Regions from separate parts of the Homo sapiens genome. Here all the other regions are linked to region 4. Evidence: chromatin loops called from intact Hi-C (ENCODE). Cell type or tissue: heart left ventricle. All regions are shown on one strand. Each heading gives the region's core, and the rest is flanking DNA. Links, peaks and the distances in the headings are about the cores only.

Evidence for each region. A loop is a pair of places that touch in the nucleus more often than their neighbours do. Peaks named below come from ENCODE experiments on the same cell type or tissue, not always from the same donor. Only the 100,000 strongest peaks of a DNase experiment are listed, where the experiment ranks them.
Region 1: it touches region 4 in a loop (8-fold over the local background); 73 of 110 quality-filtered maps call a loop at or near these places.
Region 2: it touches region 4 in a loop (3.0-fold over the local background); 9 of 110 quality-filtered maps call a loop at or near these places.
Region 3: it touches region 4 in a loop (4-fold over the local background); 70 of 110 quality-filtered maps call a loop at or near these places.
Region 5: it touches region 4 in a loop (6-fold over the local background); 23 of 110 quality-filtered maps call a loop at or near these places.

The regions. Positions count from the first base shown.
Region 1 is chr5:81,505,545-81,509,544 of GRCh38, forward strand. The region is part of intron 5 of SSBP2 (single stranded DNA binding protein 2); the gene reads right to left. Among named protein-coding and RNA genes, the nearest start is that of ACOT12, 110 kb to the left of the region's middle. RefSeq lists a silencer at 1,543-1,692. In heart left ventricle, for the core only: a CTCF peak has its summit at 1,615 (motif pointing right); no DNase peak of the experiment used is centred there; H3K4me3 peaks cover 1,029 bases; H3K27ac peaks cover 1,490 bases.
Region 2 is chr5:81,776,414-81,782,980 of GRCh38, forward strand. It overlaps LOC107986384 (a long non-coding RNA gene), which reads right to left and starts at 2,397. Exons shown (of 3, transcript XR_001742518.1): 1 at 2,345-2,397; 2 at 2,058-2,187. In heart left ventricle, for the core only: no CTCF peak of the experiment used is centred there; a DNase peak (open chromatin) is centred at 2,848; H3K4me3 peaks cover 1,118 bases; H3K27ac peaks cover 1,648 bases.
Region 3 is chr5:81,852,691-81,857,969 of GRCh38, forward strand. LOC124901018 (a long non-coding RNA gene) reads left to right here and starts at 508. Exons shown (of 6, transcript XR_007058843.1): 1 at 508-567; 2 at 1,171-1,340. RefSeq lists enhancers at 1-51, 4,393-4,442. In heart left ventricle, for the core only: a CTCF peak has its summit at 2,022; no DNase peak of the experiment used is centred there; H3K4me3 peaks cover 582 bases; H3K27ac peaks cover 2,859 bases.
Region 4 is chr5:82,162,294-82,168,860 of GRCh38, forward strand. It overlaps ATG10 (autophagy related 10), which reads left to right. Exons shown (of 8, transcript NM_031482.5): 4 at 2,106-2,244. Among named protein-coding and RNA genes, the nearest start is that of RPS23, 110 kb to the right of the region's middle. In heart left ventricle, for the core only: a CTCF peak has its summit at 3,823; no DNase peak of the experiment used is centred there; H3K4me3 peaks cover 335 bases; H3K27ac peaks cover 1,381 bases.
Region 5 is chr5:82,104,073-82,110,639 of GRCh38, forward strand. The region is part of intron 3 of ATG10 (autophagy related 10); the gene reads left to right. Among named protein-coding and RNA genes, the nearest start is that of ATG10, 140 kb to the left of the region's middle. In heart left ventricle, for the core only: a CTCF peak has its summit at 3,402 (motif pointing right); no DNase peak of the experiment used is centred there.

The DNA of each region.
Region 1 (4,000 bases), core at 1-4,000, 660 kb before region 4:
GTGTTATAAATAGCCTTTGCATATTTACAATTTCCTCTCTATATAAATTTTTTTTATCAAGAAATGTCAATAAAAACTACAGCACTCGGAAGAATTTTCAATAATATTTTCAAAAGAAAAACTATAATTTCAAATGATCTGAACAATAGCTAAGCTCTTATCTCAGATGTGATTTTAAACTATGATGCTTTATTGTTTCATACTAAATGTGTTGGACATCTTTGGCTTGCAGGAGTAGCATGAAAAGTGAAAGGAAAACCAAATACTGGTCTAGAATGACCAGCCTAAATTTCTCCTAAATACGCAGTTTGGCTAACAAATAAACAACAAAAAATTGGATTTCTAATAGGAAAGTGTTTCATTTGATTCTAACTGGAAAACCCAAGTAAAGACTCTGAATACCTGACACTCCCTTCTTTGCTCTCTGTCCATCCAGTTACTGCTGTAGGGTCTTTAGTTGCCTGAATTGCAATTTTTAAAAAAGCTTACTTAGTTATTCAAGCTGGGCAGTTTTAATTTGTTCTAATAGTTGAGGCCAGAAAAACTATTACCACAACTGCAGGACAGCATTATCAAAGCCAGCAGCTGTTAGGCACCTTTGTTTTTTTAGTTGCTTTTATCTTTATAACAGGGAAAGATCTGTTCTATTTTCAACATTTAGAATCTGTGTTCTTTAAAGATACAAAATTATATTTTTAAGAAAATTAAACTTAATTTTTATTTCTTGAGGTTTGATAAATAAGCCAACTTCCTCACCTCCACTATCTAAATCCTAGGTGTATTTAATTCTGAGAAATACTATTTCTAACGTCTGAATTTTTTTAAACTATATATATTAATGCTGTTAGATATTCTAGTCTAATAAATTAATTCTACTTCAGAGTTTCAGTACCCTACTCATTCAAACTAAGAAGGATATAACAAGTAATCTTTTGGTTCATTTATCTAAGATCTAAGATGGTATTTATAACTTCCTAAGAGGGAAAGGGAGTTTCTCCTGGCTTAGAGTACTTTCTGAGACTAATTTCTGAAACAACCATAGTCAAGAAAGATAAGAGGAAAGGCAAACCACTGGAAGTGAAGGTAATGCCAAGACTAATAACAGAAGGAAATTGAGAGGGCATGTAGATTATTTAACTATATGTATATAAACGGCTGGATTTAGGAAGTCTGAATAGGAATAGCAGAGTAGATGAATATAGATACTAAGGTATCTTCAAAATGCAGAATTTATTTCCAGAAATAAACATCTATCTCCCAAAAACATTTAACCAGGACTTATAAAACCATATATTATTGGTTTTCTTTTTTAGTTTTGAGTGTCATATTAAATAATTATTTTTCTCATTTTTGATTTTTTCTTTTAAAATATCAAAAATATTATACACTTTGAGCTTTTTGTCCTTGTTGCTTTATGAATGTTGTTTATATGGAGCCTTCCTTAGTCAATAACACCACCATGGAGAAAAGAGGAAATTTCTTACTATTTTTTTTTCTTATTGCGTTATTACTATGTCAAAGCATTAGGTCAGCTTGCTACAGTGCAGCCTTGCTAAAAATAGAAAGTCTAGAAAAAGGCCCTGAACAAGTGGAGCCATCTGCAAACTACCACTAGATGGCAAGGCAGCTTTACCACTACCAATCTTAGGCCTGCAAACCAAATGTGACTTAAAACCTGCTGTCACATATTTTCTACTATATCAGAGTTTCATTCTACTTAGATTTTAAAGTATGAATGATCACCTTGGTCTGAAACTAAATTACTTGGTATCCTTTTTCATTAACATGTATTTATAATCTTATCCACGTCAAAGTCTTAAATTTACAACCCAACATCAACATATTATCAGTTTTCAACAGTTTCATCTAATAAAACTAAAGATCTAGTGACTAAAATATAGTAAATATATCAAGATAAAAATCAAAATACATGATAAAAGAAAACAAAGGTCTATATAGAGTTCAAAATTAGATATTAACAGGTATATCCCAGATTAGTTACAGAATCAAAGATATTATCCACATTAGCACCTATTAAAAGATTACGTTGTGTTTTTATATAAAGGATATGAATGTATTTGGTTATTAGAGTGATAAGGAAGTTATAGTTTCCTTCTTAAAAGCTTTCTTGTGGTAAAGAACATAAAGTAGGAAAAAGCATTTTTACCCTTCTCGATATTTTTTTGGTTAAAATAAGAAACGTCCATTGCATTAATGTTCTATAAGTTATAGAAATTCACAAGAGAAGCTTCCTTGTTACTTACTCATCCATAAAATTACAGAACTTTACAAGGTAACAGAGTTAATAATCTAATTTTTTAAACAAAAGAATTAGTACTTTTGTGTTATTTAGTGCATTTTATTAGTAGTAAATTATTTTGATCATTATACATAAGTGAGAAGAAAATCCACTTGGTCTAAGGAATGCTGCTGCCTATTTATATTGCAGGAATCAAAGTCCTTTGCCTGTCCTTTTGTATGAATGCCACAAGAATGAATAAATAGCATATCGATGCTTTTAATACATAACTCAAATTTCTTAGCATACAATGAAATCTTTGAATAAGACAGAGATATAAAAGAGTAAAACTCAGTTCTGGGTACCTACAATGGATGTGTATTCACACCATACCAAGATACTGTACTTTATTCTACAAAAACTGCCAAACTTTTAGTTAGATCAATGGCCATGTCTACTCTCTTCCCTCTGGATCCCAAGCAGCAAGACTTCCCAATTTAAGAAAGCTGCTCTAAAGTCATTCATCAGTTCCATAGTGTCACTCTGAGGACTTATAGGGTTTCTTATACAAATTACTCATTTGAAAACAGACTCCAAGTAAATAACTACATGTCATACTTTAAATGGCTTTATTTTATTAAATTTATACCTCCTTTTGCATGTCCGACTAGTCTTACTGATTTTACTTAATTGGTTTCCTGCTCAGCAACAGAGGCTCTCTCATTTCAATAAAAACATCAAAGTTTAAGTATGAACAATGTCACAAATAGAAAGACACTAAAGACTGCCTTCCAGAATGGATTTATTAAGTGTACCAAGTTATATCATAATTATTTATTTTAGACTTTAATTCATTGCTATTTTTCAAATGTAGTTGTTATGTATTCACAAGTTCAGTTTGTGATCATTCCACTTGGTAATGAATTTAAGTCTATACTTATCATGGAAGAGGGAGCTTGTTCTGTAACATAAACAGGAAAAAAAGGAGTATGTTTGTCTATTTAGGAGAAATGTTTCAATGTATTTTTTAGAGTATGATCACAAAGTAAGTAGAGCTCAGAAATACTTAGGCGGGGACTTCATTTGCTAATTATAAATTATTCTTCTTTACTTTTACTTATTCACTAATTCTAATAGGCTAAATTCTTTTTCGGTCTAGTCCATTCAAGCTATCTCAAAATAAGCTTTGCATTTACTAAGAATATAAGTTTAAAATATTATCATTATCTAAAAGTCAAAGGCAATAGGAGGTAACCACCCTTCAGAATTTAGTAGTTGCAACCAGGAGAGGCTGGAAAAACTATTTAGCACCCTTTTGACTAAGTCTCTTTTGAACCAGGAATTCCCTAATATCCAAGTCTGGCTTTTTGGAGAATCTGAGTCTTTATCCTAGCCAGCCTTCTGGGCCTTGTTACTTTAAGGAGCCACATCAGCTCTTTTCCAGTTGCTTCCATTCCTCCTTGCCTTGTACTGAACTAATAATCAGGATTGTGCCTGATCTTGGGTATTAGAGTTTATGAACTGTGAACTGATACTCCAACACAGGTTCTCCAGATTTGGATCATTCTTGAAGGTCAACATCTCTTTGGAACTAGATTAGAAACTGGGGTGTGAACTTGAATTATGATTGTCTGCTGCTATTTCTACCCATGGAAAGCAGCTACTCCTCATTAACTATATGTATTTTGACATTATGACCAGAATCACACTAGTTCAGTAACTGCAGGAAACCAATGCTGATATTTAGGACACACTTGAGTC
Region 2 (6,567 bases), core at 1,033-5,032, 390 kb before region 4:
GAGTTTTCTGTGCATATGCCAGCGCACACCTCTTTATGGGTGTGTGTTTGCAGTCTTGGCCACGCCCTTTCTGCCATCTACAGAGAATTCTGGCTTTTGCTCTGCAGCTTCTCCTCTTCCCTGCTCTCTGAGGAGAATCAGACTTTTTCCAGGTTCCTAGGCATTTCTGATGCAGAATTAAGAGACCTGGAGCCAGAGGGACAGAACTAATGAGGTGGGTGGAAGAGGAAGGAAAAGAAAGATTAGCCCTAGGAGAGCAGGACTTCGGGGAGAAGGATGAGAGAAAGGCGTGGCCATTCATGTTTCTCCCAATCAATTTGTCGTAGATTACAAACAGGGTATCTTTTATTGTGCTCTGAGAAACCCAGGTAAAGAATGTGATTTACTTCTGTTTCTAGCCTCTGTCTCTTCTCCAAGATAGGACCAAGTAGGTCCCAGTTTACATATATATTATTTCTAATATTTAGAACACCCTGACAGTGTAGGCATTATTGTTTTTAATTTCCAAGTGAGGAAAGAGCCTTAAAGCAGGCCAGTCATTTTCTCAGGGCTCCTCAGCTAAAGCTACGATTTGAATCCAGTTCTGGTGAGCCCAAAGCCTGCTGTCCTTCTGCAATGCCACACTATGTCCCCATAACCATCTGTTGAATTGAGCTGAATCAAAATGCTTCCCTTGTGAGGGGCCTCTATTTATTCTGGTATCATACACAAATGGGAAAGGCTTATTTCTGATATTTGATTCAGAAGAGAAAAGCTTAACTACTATCCTGGAAAGCAGGCCTGCCTTCTGTACTAAGCTTGCCTGTGGGCTTGATGGTTCATTTTGAAGTCCAATCACTCTGCACCTAGGAAATGGCAATGTTTACCACAAAAGGTTCAGCAAAAACTGTTGCTAAAATTGCTCTGTGGCCATTCATGTTTCTTAAAATCAATTTTTTTGACCAGGTAGCTGCCTGATGCACAGAAGTGAGAAGGAAAAGGTTTCTTCAAACTGCCAACTAAGTTACCCCAGACCTTTCAATGGCCGAATAGTAAACAAAAATAAATGCACTTGTTTTGGTGAATTATCATCTTAAATGGCTTGAAGGAATGTTCTCATGGTCTATTGCCATAGAAACCATGATAAAATTTCTTATAAATACTTCAGAAACAGGACTACCTACCCCCATGGAAAATGGATAGTGTGTACAATGGACCTCCAAGGAAATAAGTGGCTGTGTGACAGAAAATAATGTAACCCATTAAAAGAAATCTCTTGATGATCCAAGTCATAATGGATGAACTGTGTATATGAACAGAAAAGGGGAAAAAAAAAAGAATCTGACAGTCGTATGAGGTGGTTTTGGACTGGTGTTCAGACACCATTTTCCAAAGTTGCATAAACTTTCTTTCTTACTGAGGAAACATTCTGTAGGCATTAACAGTGAAGTGATTGCATCTATATTCAGAGAGTACATGCACAGAGCCATTATGGACCAGAAAGGAATTGTATAAAAATGATTTGACAAAAAAAAAATAGTCAGTCTGCTATGCCAAAATCCAGAGGACTCTACCTCAAGGTGAATCTTATTCAATTCCAAAATGTCAAGTAGATCTAGTCATTTTAATATTTTTATTAGATTAAAACTTGATACCTTTATAAAAGCTAAAGAAACTGACCGGAATATAGGCTCCAGCACTGATAAATTGTGTGATCTTGGGCAAGTTGCTTGGCTTCTCTAAGCCTCAGTTTCCTGATCCGTAAACTGAAGGTGGTGCTTATATTTATGGCAGGATTAAGTAAAATAACCCAGGCAAAGCACTCCACACTGTTTTCAGCACTCAGTAAGCACTCAACAGTAAGTGTTAGAAAGTACTTATCAGAAGTAATAATAAATATAATAACTGATAATAAGTTTGCACAACTCATCAACATATAGTGCTAATTTTTTCATTCTCTTTTCCCCTTGAACTCATAGACAATATCTGATCTTAAATAATTGAAAAGAATGTGCTCAGAGAGGAAGCAAACACAGATCTGAAAGTCACAGTCCACGCAGTTTCTACATTGCTCTGACCTTTCTGATATTGGTGGATCCGGAACATTCAAAGTGCCATGGGCATCCTTCTTGCAGTATTTCCTCCTGATGTTTGAAAAGAAAGTCTGTTTTCATAAGACCTTGGGCCTGATTTCCAGTGGGAAAAGGGCTGAAAAAAATTTGGCTTCATTTCCAAGTATCTTTGCATATTTCCCCAATTGCACAGAACCTCCAAGCTTCCCCAGATTACCTCGTTTCAATGACATCGAATCTTTCAAAGGGAATGTAATAATTCCACAGAGGACTTAGCATTTCTGACAGCTTACCTCCCACTGTCCTCAGAGCTTCATAAATTATGCTGCCTCTGAATGTGAGCTGGGCAGCACCATTTTCCTGGCCCCTTACGTGATTCATGGTTTCTCTTAACTATGTCAGTGCCTTGTCAGCAAAGCTGTTCCTTTTGGACACAGTATGATGTGATCTGCTTCTTGGAGGACAGCTTGCTAATTATGTACTGATTTTATATACTGATGATTTTGTTTTACAATTTCAAGGTAACTAATAACTATTAACTTTAGAAATTACTTCCAAATTCAGAAAACATTACCATTTAATTAACAATCTGCTCTCTGCAATACACTGTGACCTGAGAAACCACTCTAATGGTAATACACTGTTATCATTAAAATTAACCAACAAACCAAAAGAATGGGTGCTGTTAAGGTCAGATATGGAAAGACCATAATTAAAAGAAAGTGAAACTAAAAACAAGTATCAGACCAAAAGATCAACACAGCACAGACAGCCGCCGTGCCAGCTTCCCTGTTTTGCACTGCCAAAACAGCTCCCTCCTGACCTGCAGCTCCGCAGAATTCCAAACCTAGGCCCTTCTGGAGCTCAGGGCTGAGACAATTTGTTGCATGGTTTAGTAATGGAGGCTCAAAGCAAAGTGGATAAAACATTCCTGAAAATGACATGCCTCTAAAGTTCCCTCTGAGGTATCTATGATCTTTACATATGAGAATGAGCTATACATTTTTATGAATAAGTTTTATCTTTCCCCAGCCTTCAGAACTTCCCACAAGTCTTCCAAGCTACACAGGCTCTTCCTGACTTAGGAAGCTTCCACTCAGGGACGTTTGGTGGACGTTGTTCATGTGGGGCCTTCCCAGCATTGTCCTTGCCCCTGTGTCCTCAGGGAGGGTCTTGTCATTGCCAGATGCTTCTTTAGAGCTAGAGAATGCAGAATTGAGAGAAAGAGAAGAGAAGAAGGAAAAAGGCACATGGGATATGTCTAGGAAAAAAGGTTTTCAAGATTTAGAGAAGAGAGTTCTTGAAAAGCTATAGGAAGTCAAGAGGGGTAGAAAAGGAGGCTGTGGACTGTGTGCTGACAGCATGGTGTTTGAGAAAGGCAAATAAAGAACTCAATCAATTATTCTGAAATTACCTTTTAGGTACAGGCTATGTTTCTTGGTCAACATGACTACCTTGAGGTTAGACCTCTTGAATTTCAGCCTCAGGAGAATTTCTTTGGGAAAGATTACTACAGAAAAAAAGTTGGCACTACTCGGTTCTACTGCCAGAGTCCACCCGACTTCTGAGGCTTAGACACAGGAACCCTAGAGTCAGTATCGTACAAGGCTCCCTGCCCAACTCCCAGCTCCTGCTGTTGCTCAAGCTCCTCCACCAGTTCCATCCTGGGTCTCTCTCCTTAGAGGATTTTAAGAGGCCCAAGGCTTACAGAGAATAAAGGCATAGGGATTGTGCTACCTTAGAAGGATTTAAAAATTGGCCCAGGACAGGCCGGGTATGGTGCCTCATGCCTGTAATCCCAGCACTTTGGGAGGCTGAGTGGGGAGAATCACCTGAGGTCAGGAGTTTGAGACCAGCCTGGCCAACTTGGTGAAACCTCATCTCTACTAAAAATACAAAATTAGCTGAGCGTGGTGGCGAATGCCTGTAATCCCAGCTACACTGGAGACTGAGGCAGGAGAATCACTTGAACCTGGGAGGCGGAAGTTGCAGTGAGCTGAGATCGTGCCACTGCCCTCCAGCCTGGGCAACAAGAACAAGACTCCATCTCAAAAAAAATAAAAATAAATAAATAAATAAAAATTGGCCAGGGACAGAAGGCTAAAAGCCATTATGGGTTAAGTAGGGGTTTTTTGTTTTTTTTTGTTTGTTTGTGCTTGGCCTGAATTGATAATCTACCATTTTAAACATTGTTTCTGTTGGAAAAAAATGTGTTCTGATTTCCCCAAAATGGGTATATACAGGGATTTTTAAATCAATGCCCAAAGTAGGTCTAGGATAGTCACTCAATGCTTCTTAGGTTATGTTGATGTTGATTTGGCTTAATTTTTATTTTCAAAGGACAGATTCATCATTTATATTTTTAAAATATGTATATGTAGGTATGAATATAAATAAGAGTATTGGATATACACCAAGATGTTAATAATAATCTTTAGGCTGTAATATTATAATTGATACTTTCTTTTCTATATCTTTATATTTTCCAGAATAAGAAAACAATGAGGATTTTTCATTTTTAAGAAAGCAAATAACATTGAGAAACAAAATTTACAATAGCTTCAAAAAACATTTTAAATACGTAGAAGTAACTTAATAAATGAAGTGCATAACTTCTGTGCTGAAAAAGGATACAATATTGCAGAGAGAAATGAAAAAAGATTTAAATAAACAGAGAGATATCATGTTCATGGATTGAAACACTCAATGGTGTCATAACGTCAGTTCTTTCCAAAGTGATCTATAGATTCAATGTGATCTCAGGCAAAATCCCAAGAGGCTTTATTGTAGAAATTCATAAGCTGATTCTAAAATATGCAGTCATGTGTCACTTAATGATGGGGATATGTTCTGAGAAATGTGTCATTAGGCAATTTCATCATTGTGTGAACATCACAGAGTTTATTTACACAAACCTAATATAGCACATTTTACACCTAGGCTATGTGGTATAGCGTATTGTTCCTAGGCTACTACCCTGTACAGCTTGTTACTGTACTGAATACTGCAGGCAACTGCAACACAATGGTAAGTATTTGTATATCTAAACTTGTCTAAACTTAGAAAGAGTACAGTAAAAATAAGGTATAAGAGATAAAAAATAGTATACCTATATAGGGCACTTACCACGAATGGAGGTTGTAATGGAAGATGTTCTGAGTGAGTCAGTGAGTGAGTGGCAAGTGAATGTGAAGGCCTAGGACATCACAGTACACTATGGTAGACTTTTTTTTTTTTTTTTTTTTGAGATGGAGTTTCGCTCTGTCACCCAGGCTGGAGTGAGGTGGCGCGATCTCGGCTCACTGCAACCTTTGCCTCCTGGGTTCAAGTAATTCTCCTGCCTCAGCCTCCCGAGTAGCTGGGATTACAGGCGCATGCCACCACACCTGGCTAATTTTTGTATTTTTAGTAGAGACGGGGTTTCACCATGTTGGCCAGGCTGGTCCCGAACTCTTGACCTCAGATGATCCACCTGCCCGGGCCTCCCAAAGTGCTGGGATTACAGGCCATGAGCCACCGCACCCGGCCCACTACGGTAGACTTTTTAAACACTGCACACATAGGCTATGCTAATGTATTAAAATATTTTTCTTTCCTCAGTTATAAATTAACCTCAGTTTACTGTGACTTTTTAACTTTATGAACATTATAAGGTTTTAACTTTTTGACTATTTTATAATAACACTTAGCTTAAAACACAAACATATTATACAGCTGTACAAAAATATTTTCTTTCTGGCCAGGCACAGTGGCTTATACCTGTAATCTCAGCACTTTGGGAGGCCAAGGTGGGTGGATCACTTGAGGCCAGGAGTTCGAGTCCAGGAGTTTGAGACCAGCCTGACCAATATGGCGAAGCCACATCTCTACTAAAAAGAAAATACAAAATATAGCTGGATGTGGTGGCACACACCTGTGTTCCTAGCTACTCAGGAGGCTGAGGCCTGAGAACTGCTTAAGCCTGGGAGGCAGAGGTTGCAGCAGTGAACTGAGATCATGCCACTGCACTCCAGCCTGGGCGACAGAGCATGACTGTGTCTACAAAAAAATGTCTTTCTTTGTAAACTTATTCTACAAGCCTTTTTTATTTGTAAAATTTTCTTTTTTTTTTTACTTTTGAAACTTTTTTGTTGAAAACGAAGACAAAAACACACACATTAGCCGATGCCTACACAGGATCAGGATCATCAATATCACTGTCTTCCTCCTCCACATCTTGTCCCACTGGAAGGTCTTCAGGGGCAATAACAGTCATGGAGCTGTCATCTCCTATGATAACATTGCCTTCTTCTGGAATACTCCCTGAAGGACCTGCCTGGAGCTGTTTTACACTTAACTTTTTTTTTTTTTAATAAGTAGAAGGATTATGCTTCAAAATAGTAAAAAGTGTGGTACAGTAAATGCATAAAACAGCAATGTAGTGGTTTATTGTCACTACCAAGTATTATGTACTGTACATAATTATACATGCTAGACCTTTATATGACTGGCAGCACAGATGGTTTGTTTACACCAG
Region 3 (5,279 bases), core at 1-4,000, 310 kb before region 4:
AAAATTCCATAGGATTGGAGGGCAGGGATGCACCATCATTTCTGTCTTTGAGAGGTCTCTTCTGGTATCCTTGATTAAGACCATTTGGTCTAAACTTAACTGACTTCCTCAGCCAGGTCTCGGCGTTTAGTTCAAGTTGCAGCAACACAGTTTGATGTTTGTGGTTTCCAGTTGCTCCCCTGCTGAGACGCTCCAGGTGCTCCACCAGCGCCTGGGGACTCTGATTAACACTTTCCATTCCATAGTTTTACCCGGACAGGGTCAATCCTGCTCAGATGATGGAGAGGACAAGGTCGGCCTTGCAGAGTTGAGACACAGGCATTCATGAAGGGGTGCTACTTGGGGGCCACAGGCTTTTGTGGAGGGGCTGGAACTTCAGACACTGATAATAACTTTGTATCTGCTTCGGAAAGCCACTAGTACTGCACTCAAACAGGGGAGAACAGAAAGGGGGTTGCGGTAATACCCCACGTGGTGTCCAGGCAGATGGGGCGGCTGAGAGAGTTCAGTATCTGTCCACCTGTGGGTGCAGCCACATTCTTCTCTACTCTTCAAAAATAAGTCGGAGTGAGTAAATATCTCTGAAGAGATTAATATTACTCATTATCCCACTATGATATTGTGGGAGTGGGGAGGCAGGTTTCATCCATTTAGGAAGCGAAGAGCTGAATTTTCTCTTCTTGTTGGTCATCTGTTAGTGAGTATGTTTTTAGGAAAATTAGGTCTACAGTCATGTATCTTCAATAGCAAGAAGCAAGATGCTTTCTCCTCTTTTTCAAACTGCCCTAAACTGGAAAATTGTATCAGTCTTAAGGGGCCAGCTTACCTTAAACAAAAAAACAAAATCTGAAGAAAATATAACCGGGGCGTTTCTTGAAACTGGAAGGTACTTTGGACAAACAGAAATCAAATGCATTAAAATACAGTTATAGAGCAGGCAGTCCTTAAATGCGCGCGCGCCCACACATACACACACACACACACACACACACACACACACACACACGGTGGGGGGATGGTGGCAGGGCAGAGAGAAATGTGTTTTTTGAAAAGTTTGGCTATTCACTACGGTAAAATTTTCCCCTTGGCCATGCCTCAAAAATTTCCCTTAATTATTTATTCAGACTCCTGTTCTTCGGGTGGTATTTCTATTTACTTATTTTCTTATAGTCCACAAAGTACTACTCAACATATTGGACCTCAGTGTGGACAGGTGAATGAAGGACATGTGGAGAATTCCATTTCCAACTCCATGTGCATGAATTATTTGCCCTGGTTGTTCATCTGTCATAGTGTAAAAAGCCTGATTTACAAAGACTGGAGGCCTTTCGCAGAACAAGGTATTGTATGCTTCCTATGGTTGGGCTTATTTACAAATAAAACTATTTTGCATTTCTGTCTGAAATTCCCTACTTGCACAAGGATAATTTTCAGAGTTTTCAGTTTCTAGTTCCGGAATGGGAGTGGGAAGCACGAGGAAACAATTTCTTTTTACAGTGATGTGAGCTCTATGCTCATCTGGATTTAGTTACTTCATAAGGTAAATATCACTAAATGTGCATTGGGGTCTTTAGAGATCTAAGGCGCTGGATGGGTGAAAATAGTCTACTGTGAAATGCTGAAGAATGTCAAACAACTGAATTCATTTGCAGAACTAATTGGGTCAACTATGGTGTTCTTTAAAGTGGAGATTGATTTGAAAAATTTGTAAAGTATTTTCAGTTTAATTTCAGTTACATTTAGGTTATATTAGTCAGCATGACTTTTAGAATTTTATCCTAGAAATTCAATTAAAACAGATCTTTCTGAAAAATATATACTTTCCAGTGAATAGTGTCCACTAATGAAAACATAGGTTTTGAATTTCATGCTAATTACATTTTTAAATAATGAAGTTCTTGTCATTATTTTTATTTAAAGGCAAAATATCTGCATAGATAATAGCCAAAGCTAACCAAACTGCTTTAAAAATTAATGAATATTAATGAAGTTCAGGAATAGCACAATACTGCCCCTGCCTGCCTCAGGGAAACAAATGTATTGACTTCATTCTCCTAAAATAACAACCCTTAGTTATTGATGGTTAAAATAATTTTATTGCTAAAAAGATGGTAGATAATGCATTTTTTGCAATTCTTAAAGACTTGGCCCTGTTGAATACACTAAGATCTTTTATCATTTTACATATCTGAATGCTATTTCTTTTCATTAATTTGCTGTCTTAACATATATCTTTCTCATTTTTCTAAGTTCTCCTCCCCCCTCGTTTTAGTAGTTCACATGAGCAACTCAGAGTTTTCAGGCCTTCTTCTATATTTGGTATATAGATAATAGCATCATTAGTCAGCGCTTTCATTCATCTAAATTTGTCTAAGCATATTGGAAGCTGCCCATGAAATTTTCCAATGAAAGTGACAAATGGACGTCAATCAAGTGGCCCCACCCATTTCAACCTTGTTTTGTATGATGTGTGAATGTTTGTGTATATTTCTTCCATAAAGATAGGCTAGGCTATTTTTTGATCTGGACATCTGCCTGCTAAGGCAAGTTTCCCAGGCAGATCACTGGTTGGCATTAGACTAAATTTGCAAAATTTAACACCAAAAAATGACAAAAGAAAAGAAATAGTATATGAAATTAAATAATGGCAGAATTCATTCCCTTAAGATAAATAATTTTTGATGCTCTAAATTTCAAGATTCTACAGTTTTACTTTAAATGAATTTGTAATGAGAAAGGTAAAATCATTTCAAGTAAGCCAGCAAATTTGGGTCAAAATGAAAGCAGTTCTGTGAGAGAGAGATACCTGCTTCCTATAGGGCTGTTTGGGATTTTCTGTCTGCTAAAATATATATGTATTTTAATACCTATGCATACTATATTCTCTCTCTCTGTCTCGCTGTGTTTGTGTGTGTGTGTGTGTATTTGTATTATGCTACATTCATGTCCTATTTCTATTTTCCTTCTTTGTTTTTAATAACCAGTCCAATCTCTAATGCTATTTTTTGGGTGAATGTGCTTATTAGGACTTGCTGCCAGTTTTAATCTGAGATTACTTTGACTGCACTTGAAATCTGTTGCTGTTTTATAACCTGTAACATGTTTTTACATGTTTGGGAGTGCTACTGCTGCTGCTGTAAAAAATTCTGTGTTGAAATTATAATGAGTTTATGTATTTAGCCAAAAAGTACCGTATGCTGAAATGAGACAGGAAAGATTCTAAAATCCTAAATGGGTTAGTAAACCCTTGATAATAATTGTAGTTTTATAGATAAAAATATCTTTAACGTTTTCACACAACATAGAATAGGTTTTTTTCCTCAAGTTGTTATAGAATCTCTTTGTCCATAAGGAATATTAAAGAAAAGTTTAGCATTTGAAGTTATTCTATTTGGGAATGCTTTGGAGTGAAGCTAATCTTTACACCCAGGACCACAGATTGCAATTTCACTTACCATTATCCATGGCAGGATGTTTAATTTTACTCCTGCGACCCAAAGAATTTTTAGTGAATTTTTAAAAGTGGAATGTGGAAAGTATCTCCAGCTCATTGCAAATGTGGGAATTAGATAAATAATGCTCTAAATGACCATTTATTCTATGACTTGTTATTATAATGAGGAGACATGAAAAAAAGTTAACTAAACTGTGGGTTTAAAAGTTTAGAATATCTTTTGACTGTGGCTGTAATCAGAGTCATCACGGCAATTACATTTTAGCATGTCATGATTTCTTTGGTCCACAATTGTTTTTCTTTCCAAATGTGCTGTATATAAAGGTAAAATTGAGATTTTTTCTAATGGCTTATTCTGCAAGCTAAACTTGTTTTCTAAAAACCTAATCAGACATTTCTTTCTGTTTATATGGAAATAAAGAATCTTGAATTAGGAAAAGAACCTGGTTCTCTTGCTTATGATTTTGGAAACATAGCAAAAATTTTTAATATATAGATTTATGTTATAGGGATAACTGCCTTTTTATGGTGGGCGGTGGGGGGTGCGGGAAGAAGCCTCGGTTTTGTTAATAAGCAATACCAACCTGGCTTGGAACTACTACTAAGAATTAGATATGAAAAGGATCAAGCTGCTCTAACTTAAATTTCCAGATATGTAACATGTGCGATGGCCACTTACCTAGTGGAAAAATAATATGTTTACTTTCCTACAATTTTCTGAATGCATCCTACTTTGGAGATTTACATATGATGGAAATCTCTGTGTTTAGGAGCCTGGTGTGGGAAATCTGACCTGCCAGGATTCTCCAGCCTTGCCATCCTTCCTCCTAGCTGGTGGTTCCTTCTTTATGCCACACGCCTGATTCTTCTCCTCTAGTCTGTATCCTGTAGTGTGCCCCCATCAGGCCTCCTCTGGCAGAGCACAGATTAACAGGTTCAGCCTCACTTAAAAGCTCTTTAAAGATAAAATTAGCCAGGTTTATTTCCGCCCCCACCCCCAAAAAACTATTTTTAGTCAAAGGATCTTAAGGATGAAGAAGTTCTAGAAGAGGCCTGTAAGCAGAGGCTGCTTTCAGGTTGTGGTTCCTGGAGAACCCACAGCCCAGGGCCCAGAAGCCCTTTAAAGTATTTTATGACCACTGGAGGGCTCAGAAGGAATCCCTAAATGCCTTTAAAAGTCCCAGAACCCTCCCCATTTAGCCCATGCTTGTAACCATACTGCGCCATTCCCATAACAAGGGCATGAAGAAGCTTTTGGGTAGGCTTGGAAAAATGACAGGGATGGATGTGTCCCATCTCACTGTTCCAAGGAGAAGATTGGAGGACAGGCAGCTGAAGGGACAGATACCCTGTCCAGACACTTGACAACTCCTGGGCAGTGAGCCAAGCAGTGGGCCAAGCACTGGGCACAGCTCCAGAGGCCGGGCCTATGCCCAGGGCACTCAGTGATTTAAAGCTGGCAAAAGAGAACGCTCCTGTCGGCAGGAAACTGAATTGAACAGATTGGGAAAAAGCAAAAACAGGCTGCCCAGGACGCTGTCTCCCTGGACTCAGTTTTCAGTTGTCAGCGGCAACCTGGGGTAGAGCAGATTCTGCATTTCCTCCTGCCTAGGAGGCTGGTGGAGGTGGGACCGAGTCCAGGGAGTATGCAGCACGCGAGGACCCAGCACAGGGAGGCACAGAGGAGACGCCTGGCACATACCCCACCGGGGAGAAACCTTGGCGTGGCAAAGTCATCAATTCAGTATTTTCCAGGCTAGCTTTGCCTGGGCTCTGGAGTGCCCTCTCAAAGTGAGTGCTGGGATAAGAACAGGGTTTTTCCTGT
Region 4 (6,567 bases), core at 1,471-5,470:
CTTCACTAGTAAGTAACCAAGAAACTAGGAATTAAAACGATAAGAAATTGATACTTAAAAATTCATCAACAGGCAAAAATTAAAAACAATATTCAGTATTTATTGGATATAGGAAAAGAGCATTCTCAGACATTTTTGCTGGGAATATAAATTGATACAGCCTTTTTCTGAGGATGGAATTTTTGAGATTCAGCATCTCTTGAAATTTAAAATGCTCATATCCTTTGATACAGTGATTCCACCCTTAGGAATCTGCACCATAGAAAAAATAGAGGTATGCAAGGGTATATGTGCTGTGATATTCATTGCAGCCTTATTTGTAAGTAGCAGAAAACTATAATCAACCTAAAATATCTGGCAATATGGAAATGTTAAAAAAAAACACAACAGCAACTATGGTGTGGTCATGCAGTGAAATATAGAGAAGGCATTAAAAGGCACTAAATCTATAGCAGTGACTTGGCAGCACGTGGCAGGATGCCCACGAGTGAAAATATCCACTCTAGGAGCATATGTATGTATAGCAGGATTTAAGCAGGGGCGGGGGTGGGGAGGAGGTGTGTGTGTGTCTATGTGTGTATATGTATTTGTGTGCCAAAAATCAAAAAGTCTAAAAAAAATACACTCTGGCCTGTTAACGATGGTTACAAACCTGAGGTATAGGAGTGCTGAGATGAGGGGAATTTCATTTTTTCTTTTATGTACTTGTGCAATATTTGTAATTTTTACCACCAAGATAGAATTATTTTATAATATTAAGAAAGAAAGGAAATTATAAATGCTAAGCAACCCAATTATTGACCAAAAAGAAAGAATTTGGTTAAAAGAATTGATGTAATAGAAGGTACAGATACCTATGCCTAGTGAAAATTTAAAAAGAAAACAAAATAGAAAAATCTTTTTCTTGCTACTGTATTAATTTTCTGTATCTGGCATATTTATTTCCATGATTTCTTTCTGTTTATTTTATTATGTTTAATTGATGGTGTTTACTGGAGTTTAGTGAAAAATATTTTGTAAACATCTCCAGTTGTGATTTATCCATTGTAATATCTCCCCAGTGAACTGACTGTGAGTAGGGAATTACAGAATTATCTGTAAAGGAGATACAGATCTTGAAAGTAGTCTGGGGCTTTGCTTATCTCCACAGGAAACCTTATTTCATATTGATAAAGTATGAAATCTTTCCTTAGTTATTTCTGATTGTTCATTGTTGTTACTGTTTTAATGAGAGGTAGAAATGAGCTAAACCAACCTGCTTCATTCCTTCTAGTACTAATTTAATTTCAAAGGAAATTCTTCAACCCCAATAAATAAGTGAAAGTGGATGGAACCAGGGTCTGACTCAACATGTCCAATTAATTGCTTCTAAACAGTAAGGTACATTCTTTTAAAAGCCCCACACACAAAAATCAACCAGTAAAAAATGATCAGGTGAGAAGTGAGATGACTATCATCATCTCTGCTTACAAAACTCTGTTCAAGTTGACATTAATATTTGCCATCTACTCTATTATAAATCAAGATTTATTGTAGAAATATACCAAAGATAGCACAATAATGAAGAAAACAGAATCATCTCAGGTTTTGAAATATACCTAACAAATTCAACCTCTTGCAAAATAACTTTCTTATTCAAAATGGAACTGGGAATTGTTCAGCACACAATGAATCATCTTTTGGCAAGTACAATAGAATCTTTAGGGACATTTCACAGCCTCTTGTTCAATTGTTAGGATGTTTTTAGCTTTCACAGGTAGGGAAGAAGGTAGCTTATATAGCCATCATCTTGTTGCTAAAATTGTACAGTAAAGATTTTTCAGGCAATAGATCTTTTCAGATTTTTTTTTCCTTTTTCTTTATCCAGAGCCTCTTTGTGTCTCAAAAACAATCTGGAATTACTTAATGCTAATGTTTTCTGGTTTTACTATTTACCCAGGACTCAAATGTTAAACATTAATATGGGAAACTCCCTTTTCCTTGCCTCATAGCCTTATATTTATTTAACTGTTATTTTGTGAGAAGAAAATCTCCTCTTTTCCTCTCCATGTTAGTACTTTTCTTATTAAGAAACCCGTTTTCGTTTTGTTTTTGCTTTTTTTTAGGAGGCTTTCGAGCTACCCTTGGATGATTGTGAAGTGATTGAAACTGCAGCAGCGTCCGAAGTGATTAAATATGAGTATCATGTCTTATATTCCTGTAGCTACCAAGTGCCTGTACTTTACTTTAGGGCAAGCTTTTTAGGTAAGAACATGTCTGAAGCTAAAAGTAAATTTATAACATTTACATATAAAGCAAAAAGCATATTTGGAAAATTATTCTCCAGAGGAAAAAAAATAGAGTTAAAAATGAGAAAACTGTGGGTGAGGTAAGGTTTTACCACTAAATTTTCTCATGCTTCAGAAAGGGTATCAAGACTTCAGCGTGAATGATATCATCTCAGCCTTAAGTCTGATCTTCAGATTCTTGGCCTTTTGCCTGAAGTTGACTAAGCCCCCTGGCCCTTTTTCTTTTCTTTACTTTAAACAAGTAGGAACAACTTAAAGCTACAATGTTTATTTACTTCTAACTTTACAGTAAAAATTTATTTTAATCTCAGATGATCCAATTAACTCAGAAGCTCCTGTGCCTCCTTCCCCAAAAGCTAATAATTATTTTAAGAAATGTTTATCAATTAGCTTAAGCTGTATTTAAAAATAGCACTAACATTTCCTTCAGCCATCTATACATCTCCAATGCCTTAGCTTCCTGTGATGCTGTTACTCAACTCATTCCCCTGCCAAGAAGGTGGAATACCCTGTCTCCTTGGAGGCCTTAGCTAATAAAGCTTATTTAATCAGCAGCCACATGGCGTCCTCACTCTGCAGCACAGCCATGGCTTCCCGCTTAGAGTCCACTGCCTAAACCGGGTCAGCATTGGGATGTGCTGCCACCCAGGCCCAGGGACCAAGATGAGCCTCCTGTTCAGCCAACCCCTTGCCCTATTTCTCCTTTTGTATCTGGCCTTATCAGCAGCATTGTGCATTTTGAACAGCCTTCTGACTTTTTTCTGGATAGCTAAGACATCTGAATTTAGCCAATGATATTTTATTTTTAATTCAAAAGTAGCTTAAGCTGCTTGAATGTATGTTTGGTAGATTTAATCACTTGCTGTTATATTGTTTAATGGTCTCTAATTTTGCAGTGTTGGCAGTTTAACAAGCACTTAGGATTTAAAACACAAGAAGAAATTCTCATAGACTCCCTGGTGAGAAGATTTTAATCTGAGGTGCAGTTCCTAAGAACTGACAATTTGGGGTAAATTTTCAACATGGGACATGGGGAATGGAGGACACTGATAGTTCACTAATTCACAAACTCTTGCTGTGGATTTATCCATATAATTATTACAAGCCTTTAAAACACTCATTTTATGGTAATTATATTTGGTTTGGAGCCCAGAGGTTAAAGGAAGTTTCTTGTCAGTGAGCTGTGCTATACTAAAAAGTAGGAGATATATTTGTTTATTCAGGGGGAGGAAAATGTCTTTCTTGGTTCTGGTTTGCAATGGCTCTGCCTTCTAGATTCAGAGACAAGTCGAGGCTGCAGGTAGAGGAAATAAGACATTACTTCTTCAATACTGTACTTTCATATAATTAGTATTCACCATAAGCAGTTAATCACCAGAGAAGAGCTCCCAGAGACAAAACAAGTTGTTTAGCTTGTCAGCATTAGGGAATCAGAGGTGTTGAAACATGACTGCTTCTAGCTGGAAGTGGGTCTTGCCAAGGCCTGCTGATGAGCTCATATGTGTGCTTTGCTCTTATGTGCCAACAGCTCCCCTTACAGTACAGCACAGTAATTGTTCCTGCAAGTCCAATTATATTTTAATGACATTGGTGTAGTTTCTGTGATCCTTTCTTCACGATTTTCTATTCTTTTAAAAAAACACAATTAACATTCTTGGCTTCTATTTGTATACTTTTACAATGCCCTCCATTTATGCCTTATAAAGGTAAACCAAAACAAGTCATTTGTTTTTATGTAGAAGCATTCGCCCCCCACCACCACTGCTTTGTGTTGTGTAGAGTGGGTATTAGGAATTTAAAATTTTATTTTGGCCCAGAATTCATTTAGTGCTTGTTCAGGTACATTAAAATATCAAATTTAATTTTTGTGCAGCATACTGAATGTTTTCTGGTGGAGAAACATGAAGAATGGTTCTTTCTTTCCTTTATCATATTCTAATAATTTATTTTTTCTTTCCACCTAACTTAACCTCATGGATATTTTTAAAATGTATCAACCTTTACTCTGGAGTCACAATTTTTCATTTATTCCCCCCCCAGTCTTTTTTATTCTCCTTACTTTTTCCTGTGATATCTGATTACTCTGGCCCTTCATCTGTTTGTTAAACAAATCTCTGTCAGTGTGGTGAAAGGATTCCTAATGTCTTCCTCTTATTCCAGGCCCGGATTTTTCTTTGTCTCATTCTAAGAGAGTTCCGACCTAGAAAGAGGATGACTGTAAAATTTCTTGCCCAGGGGTCTTTTTTTGTTGTTGTTGCTTCAAAAATAGTTCACTTAGCCTTGTTTTTGACAGATATTTATAATTTCTTTTGCATTTGATTGTTAGTACAAATTAATTTCTCTGCTTTGCTCTAAATTTTCTCCCTGTACCTATTTTTTTAAGGAAAAGCAAAACAAGTAATAAATAGTTTCCATTTAAATTTACATTACCCTTTCTTGTATCAACTTGTTTAGATTTCAGAAGAAATCTTTACTCTGGTTCTCGAAATGCAAATCCCTTAGACTTTGAATTCCTTTTCTTTATATGGTCCAGTTTCCACCAGGCCAATTACTAGTAGCCCAAGACTCAGTTAACATGCCATCTATTCTTGTCGCTCCCATGTCATGTCATGTCATATCATATCATATATTCTATTATATCACAATTTGTACTATAGCAGAAATATTTGTTTATATCTATAAAATGATATGCTGGAACATAGAGCTTCAAGATAAAAACAAGAGTGAAGGAAATTGATACTGAGTGCCTACAAAGTGAGAAGCTTTATTTATGGCTTTGTGTGTATACATGTATAAGATATATGTATGTATATATATGGCTTATTCAGCTGTGGCACAGCATCAAGTATTTGTTAAGTGAAACGATAAAGAAGAATTTCTAGTCATTTAAAAAATACAGCCCAAGAATGGAAACATTGTGATGGTGCCTACTTCAACTGCTATGCCAGGTTTTGAAAGAGGAAGTAATTCTGTTGTCTCCAGGAGACCTAAGACCCAAACCATCTATGTATCTTTACTCTTTAGTCTGATACTTTTCAGAGACTATAGGAGTAGTGGACTTAGAAAAATAGAACATCCTGAGGACTCAAAAGTGGGTATCCAAACTAGCTGAAGCAGCTGTTCCACTTCTATAAACACGTATTTTTATTTAATTCTTGAAGGCAGACAGCCAAGTTGAGACAGCATTCTGCTTCTGCCTCTCATTTCTACTACTTTGGTGTACAGGAGCTCAGTTACCAAGTGGGCAACGTGGATTTAAGAGAAGAAATAAGCCCTTCCATCCCAATGTTCTGTTTTTCTCTAACTACTTTTGTCATTGTAGGTTTGGGAGAGGTGGTGGGACACAGTTAATACCCTTTGTCACTCAGGAGAGGGTGAGACATAATTGCACGTCTGTTGAGTAATAATAAATAGCCTACATTGGAATAGTGCCTTATAGTTTAGTAAATCCACTCCCACAAAGCATTGACATCTTCAAGTGCATGCTGTTTTTTTTTTCTTTTTTTCCCACTGTTTTTGAAGCATACCATATTAAAGAATTTTTTGTATCATGCCAAAGCCTTCTATCCATTCCCTACCATTCTTATTCCCTGACCTTTTTATGTCTCATTTTCCCTTTTGAGGGCTCAGCTTTGATCAAAAGCTAGTGGCAAATGTTACAAAGGTGGTAAAACCCTTAGGCACATACATAATGGCCTTTTGCCTTACCAGAGGCCTAGGCTTAAATATTTTCTCCTTACATTTAGCTAGAGATTTCTATATTTATTTCATCTTGAATTCTGATTCATCTCTTTCTTTTCATTTGTTCTCAGTCTCTATTGAAAAATGGACCAAGTGGTTCTTCTTATTTTCAAAACATTTAATTCTTTGGATGACATATGGGTTCTTCTTGGGAGCTGTTTTGACATATTTCTTTAATTAGTCAGCAGGGCTGCATTTGAATAGAGGAGGAATCTTTTCCTCCATTCAGCAAAGGAATGGCTGTCCTTTATGGAGACCATTCTATTATTGGCCCAGGAAAAAAGGGTATAGAATTAAAAATGTAGCCTAAATATTTCATGTGAAAGATTTGTCCACTTGTTGTAGGCCTGAAGGATGCTCATGGAGAAACAGGGCAAAAGAAATAATCAAAGAATAGTTCCTTCTCAAAGGCAGCATGAATCAAACTAAGATAAACGCCATGATAAAGAAAGAATAATGGAAAGTTTGGAATTAAAGCAGCATATAAATCATCAAGCAGGAAAAGGATTGTCTGTGGTTTGCAATAAGAGGACATCTT
Region 5 (6,567 bases), core at 1,557-5,556, 58 kb before region 4:
GTTTATACATTCTACAAAATGATAGATGTTTATGTTCCTTCCATTTTTTGGCTATTATGAAAAGTACTGGTATGAACATTCTTATATATCTTTTTTGGCGAACATCTGTACATATTTCTCTTGTGTTATACCTGAGAGTGGAATTAATGGGTCCTTGTGTATGCATATGTCTACCTTTAATAGATTCTGCCCAACCGTTTTCTAAGGTAATTGTAATAATTTATGTTCCCACTTGCCAAATAGTTCTGAAAGAGTTTGTTATCTTTCCATAGGGTGAATGAAGTAGGTGAACTCCATACTGGAATTTTCTCATCTTCTCTCTTGAAAATTAACTGTCAGTTTTTAGGTCATGCTAAAATACTTTTTTTTTTCAGTTTTAGATGAAATTTTGTGCAATTATAAGTTATTAATATAAAAAATTGATACAACTAATTTGTTTTTCTGAACACTATTCAAACAACTGATTTAACATCCGATTTTATAGGTAAATTAAGTAGTAATGTTAACTGACCAGATTCTGTACTGGTTTTGGTTGTCATATTGGGATTAGCTGAAGGCAAGAGAAAGAGCAGAGAGTTACAATAATTTAAAACTCAATAGTTTTTTCTTAAACACCATTATTTAATTAAATTATCTGTCCAGCAAGGATCTGATAAATAATACCTTTAGAGACCTACTGATTTAAGGGGGAGACAACTTAAGCTTTATTGTTAAACCTATATATGAGATTATATTGAATTGTCATATACAAGGTCTTTTGTTATTATTTTCCAGGGGAAAAACATCTAGAATATAAAGTTATATTCATTTAAATGTATTTTTGTTTCAAAGTGTCTAGTATTTGTTGATGTTATAGGTGTTTTGAAATAAATGTAACATAGTTGAATTGGTTTTGTGATCAGTTTATGCTGCATCCATCTAGAAATCACTGAGTTATTGTGGCGAACACCTAACAATGTCAGTGTTTGATGTTACCACACACTTGCACATAATGACGTCAACAAAGCGGGAGCCTGGTTAATGGCTTTCTTCTCTACAGAACTTGTTCAGTAATTTGCTGTACTGGTATTGGTTAATAGGGTAAATTGATTACTGTAAGGAATGCAAAAAGCATAGATTTTATTGGATACTACTGTTTCCTTTTTGCAATAAACCACATCGTAAATTTCCTGTGTTCATTCATCATTGGGTTTATATTATGTTAAATGAAAATGAATCACATTTTCTGAATATTTTTTTCCACACTTCAAAATGTCTTTTTAGATATTGTCTGCCAGCTAATTTACAGCTCTGAAACCTTGTTGTATCATTTGGAATAGAGCATTTGATAATTTAAAGTGGAATGAATCATTGTTTGATGAAGAATTGCTGTTAAATCTTTTGGGATGTAAGAATTTCTTTGCTGCAGTCATATATGTAACTGTATATTTCAGTGAGAATGCCCTCTGAACATTAGAGGACATATTCATGAATTGAAATTCCAAAAACAAATCTAATGATTTGACAGCTCTGCTCAAAAACAGAAGCTCAGCATTTTAGAGGTTGCCATTTACTGAATGAGTCAGAGGGAGTCTGGGAATACCCTTCTGTACTCTGACTCTTTTCTCCCCACTCCTTTGTGCCTGGCTGCCATTGTCCTATGGCACCCACCTAACAGAGTGGCACCCAGTCACCAGCCAGGCTTTGATTTTGTCAGTTGCAGAGGCTAACAGTCAAGAATCTCGGCACAAGAATGCCAATAGTAGCTTACTGCAGTGGCTAAACCCTTGTTCTTGTTCACATGGAGATTTCTTAAGGAAAAAATGATTTCCAAGCTATGCAGAATGGACTAAAAATACAATTTTGACTTTCAAATACCTGATTTCAATAACAATTTTTAGTGTCTAAAAATTAAGAATAGAATTAATTTTGTTATACATTGTTTGAAAGTAACTATAATCAAATCAAATATATTGACTATTTTTCCTATTTGGCTTCTTCTGACTAAACTGTTGCATTTAATATTACAAGACTTCATTTTTATGGATAATCAAGAATGTGCATGAAACCTTAATTTCCAGCATAGAGGGTAATTGCTCAGTAATCATTTACTTTCTTTAAAACATAACTGCATTTAACTAAGAAAGTAAGAAAAAGAGCTATTTTTAAAAATGGCATTGAAATGGTGTATAAGATCAAACAGCGTATGAAAAATATACCCACCTTGGTGTTATTTTACCATCTTTTACCTCAGTAACTTAAAGTGGACCTTTCTAGTTCACTTGTTTAGTCACGGGATCATAGCAGCTTGCTCATCTCTAGTGGTATGAAGCCGTATTTGAGAGGTTGGGCAATAGAGCCCTACAGTGTTATGTGATTTGCTCAGTAACAGAGGTAGCTCCAGCATGCACACCTCTGAACTGCATGAATCCACTGCCTTTTCCACTTGCCTGTGGTTTACCATTGTTCTTTGTTTCATTTACCAGGGTGAGATCTCATTTAACATGTTTTAGATTACAGAGGTTTTATAGTAGAGCTAAAAGCATATAAAACAAGAATTTATTAGAAAGGACACCAATCTTTAACAGCCTCTGCTGGTCTCAGGTTAATCTTACTATGGTATCATTTTCTTAACAATGGACTATCATAAGCTATATCATAGCTCTTATACACATTTATGCAAAACAATTAAACTATAGTGTATGAATAAACATTCCCTGACCCCCACCTGATTTTCCTACCCCCTTCTATGAGCAAGCAGATGGCCATTTTAAAGTAAGATAAGTGGAGAAAAATAGAGAAGTAATAAGGGGCAATTTGAGCAGTCAGTGTACTGTGGTATCCGTGGGACCCTTCTCCAACTTCATGTGATAGCATGCAGTATAGAAAAGGTTCTTTCAGCAAGTGTTTAGGAAAATATGTTCCAAAAGATCTGCATAACATTAGTGTAACCAAGTGTTCCTCTCTCTGGCTTCCTGTTTTGGAATTAAATGCCTTCAGGGTACTCAGAATAACTCTGTTTAGGAACACAAGAAGAATTTAACCTCTTATGTTCCTAATCAATTTTAAAAATATATATATAGATTAAATAGAAAGCAAAAAGATCTTATTCTACTTTGCTTCTCAACAGTTTCAGCTAAAAATTAAAACTGTTTATACATAAAGTCGGTGGTTTAGTTAGAAAACAAAGGTATAAACAAGAATTCTGACAGGATTATTATCAGCAAAATTTTAAGATCAGTTTTGTCCCTGTAAACAAATTTCATAGACAAACCTTTTTACATGTAGGATTATTTCCAAAAGAACTCAGTGGAAAGTTTCTACTCTGGGTGTTTGCAGGAGATAAAGGGAGCAGCTAAGCTGAATTGATGTTTACTTCTTTGTGGTGTTATTGTTCAACATTCTTAAGTTGCTTCTGCAAAGCCAGCAGAGGGAGCACCAAACAATATTTTTGTTTACCTTAAAGCTTACAATGTATTTTAAAAATATTTTCTTTCACTTGCATTAAAAAATGTCTACAATGAATAATTTGTTGATTTTACATTTTTACTGTATAGTTTTAACTTCTCTGAAATTAAAAGACTTGAGGGGCTTTATTATGCAATTTAATTCTATAAACATTCAGTAAATGCTTACTGTTTATAAGACTTGATGCGTGATGGAGAGTCAAAGGTGAATACTCCACAGTCTCTATTCTTCAATAATTTATAATTTAGTTGGAGAGAAAGAAATGTAAATATCCTCTGTTTACAATGCAGAAGGATAATAAAGGTAGAATATGGGCTAATTCTTAATAAAAAACAAATAGGGATATTATGGAGAAGGTGACATTTGAATTGGACTTTGAATAAGAGGTTTCCAAAAATGGAAATTCTAGACTGAATGGAGCAGCATGAATGCAGGGTATACTTAGAGCAAGACAATTCTAGGCCTGAGGCTAGATAGAACCTGGTTGATAGAGGGGTTATGTACTGGGAGGTGAGGTCAGAATGCTAAGGTAGAGTTAGATAATGGAGCACCTTGAAATCCGTGCTAAGTGCTTTTGAGTTTATTCTGTTGTCAGAGGAGAGCAAACTGCACACCATTTCGAGGAAACAAATAATGTTTTGATTAAATAATACTTGTTTCAGTGTGAAAGCTTGCCTGGAGAACTGAGAGATTAAAGATTAGACATTTTTATACTAGGTAAGGTCAGACATTATATCATCGTGGATAATAATAAGAGTAATGGTTGTAGTAATACCTTTCATTTGTATTTGCGAGTATACATATATATACACATGCATACATATTTGTGTATCTACAGAGAACCCTAGACACCTATATATATGTGCATATATATACACACAGTATATGCAATAATACTGCTCTTATATAATATTTATGTACATATCATATATGTATATATGTGTATATATGTATGTATAACATGTGTATATATCTCATGTATATGTGTGTGTATATATCCCTCAAGATAATCCTATGATTTGAAGATATATATTGAAAATGTCAAGTAATATGTATATGAGGTCTCATAGCATAGTCAGAGCTGAGGTGGTACTCAAATTCTAGGTTGTTTGAGTCTAAGCCTGATATTCTTTTTATCATGTTATGCTGTTTTTGCATTATATGATGTCAGTGTTGATAGGAAGGATGGAATGTGCATCAGAGACATTACAAAGGTATAAAATATTTAAACACAAGGCAGAAAAAGGAGTTGAAGATAGCTCTCAAATTTTCAGTCTATGTGACTATGTGACCAGGAAGCAGGAATGGTGTTGCCATTGCCTCCATAGATGTAAGGGAAGGAACAGCTAGGGGAGTGGGATGGGAAACAGGCATAGGGGGGAAGATAATTCCATTTTGGCATGTCAGATTTGAGATCCTGAAGGCAATCTTATAGAAATATGTAGCACATACTTTAAATTTTGGATTTGGAGCCGAAGAAAAGTCAGAGCTACAACTTGAGAATCGATGATATATTTCAGAGAAAGTGTATAGACTAAGAAGAGAAATGAAATGAGAGCCTAACCTTGGTGGAAGACTACATATAGGAGGCTAAGGTAAGAAATAAGAGACAGAAGGAGCCTGCACAAACTCTGACAGAGATGAGAGTGGTCAGGGGAATGCCTTGTTCCTCAATCAGCAAATATTTGCATTCTTGCTGTGTGCAAGGCCTTTGCCCAGAGTATAAAAGAGGGTGCCATCGCAGAATCAACTGTTGTAGGGGACAGTATGGGAACTGAGGAGAGGTCATTAGATTTGTTCACTCAGGAGACCAGACTTCCTAAATATGCACAGAGCTTTAGTTGGGCACTAAAATACAAAGTAGACTTCCGCCTCATGACTCAGTTTATGAGAAGTTAAAAGATCCCAGAGAACTCACACCTTGGGCTGAAATCTGTGAACTCTTAACTTTGATATCCAAGAGAGTTGTTTGTGGATCAAACTTATTTTTTAGTTTCCAAAAGCTGTATAATGCTCTTGTAAGCCTGATTTCTTGTCTTTATTACTTTTTATTTGATTTTTTATGAGAGAAAAAAATCACTATTTTTTATAATGATATATGTTCACTATAAAAAATTCAAATGCAAAAGAGGGATTAAAAAGTTACCCCTCAAATAACCACAATACATTAGATAACCAGAAATAGAATTTTCTTCCCTTTCTAATTCTTCGCTCCTTCCCTTCCTTCTTTCCCCCCATTGATCTGCTGATCATACTATGCCTGTTATTTTATTTTTTAATATATATATATATTTTTATTATACTTTTAAGTTCTAGGGTACATGTGCACAATGTGCAGGTTTGTTACATATGTATACATGTGCCATGTTGGTGTGCTGCACCCATTAACTCGTCATTTACATTAGGTATATCTCCTAATGCTATCCCCCATCCCCCCACCCCACAATGGGCCCTGGTGTGTGATGTTCCCCTTCCTGTGTCCAAATGTTCTCATTGTTCAATTCCCACCTATGCGTGAGAACATGCGGTGTTTGGTTTTTTGTCCTTGTGACAGTTTGCTGAGAATGATGGTTTCCAGCTTCATCCATGTCCCTACAAAGGACATGAACTCATCCTTTTTTATGGCTGCATAGTATTCCATGGTGTATATGTGCCACATTTTCTTAATCCAGTCTATCATTGTTGGACATTTGGGTTGGTTCCAAGTCTTTGCTATTGTGAGTAGTGCCACAATAAACATAGGTGTGCATGTGTCTTTATAGCAGCATGATTTATATTCCTTTGGGTATATACCCAGTAATGGGATGGCTGGGTCAAATGGTATTTCTAGTTCTAGATCCCTGAGGCATTGCCACACTGTCTTCCACAATGGTTGAACTAGTTTACAGTCCCACCACCAGTGTAAAAGCATTCCTATTTCTCCACATCCTCTCCAGCACCTGTTGTTTCCTGACTTTTTAATGATCGCCATTCTAACTGGTGTGAGATGGTATCTCATTGTGGTTTTGATTTGCATTTCTCTGATGACCAGTGATGATGAGCATTTTTTCATGTGTCTGTTGGCTGCATAAATGTCTTCTTTTGAGAAATGTCTGTTCATATCCTTTGCCCACTTTTTGA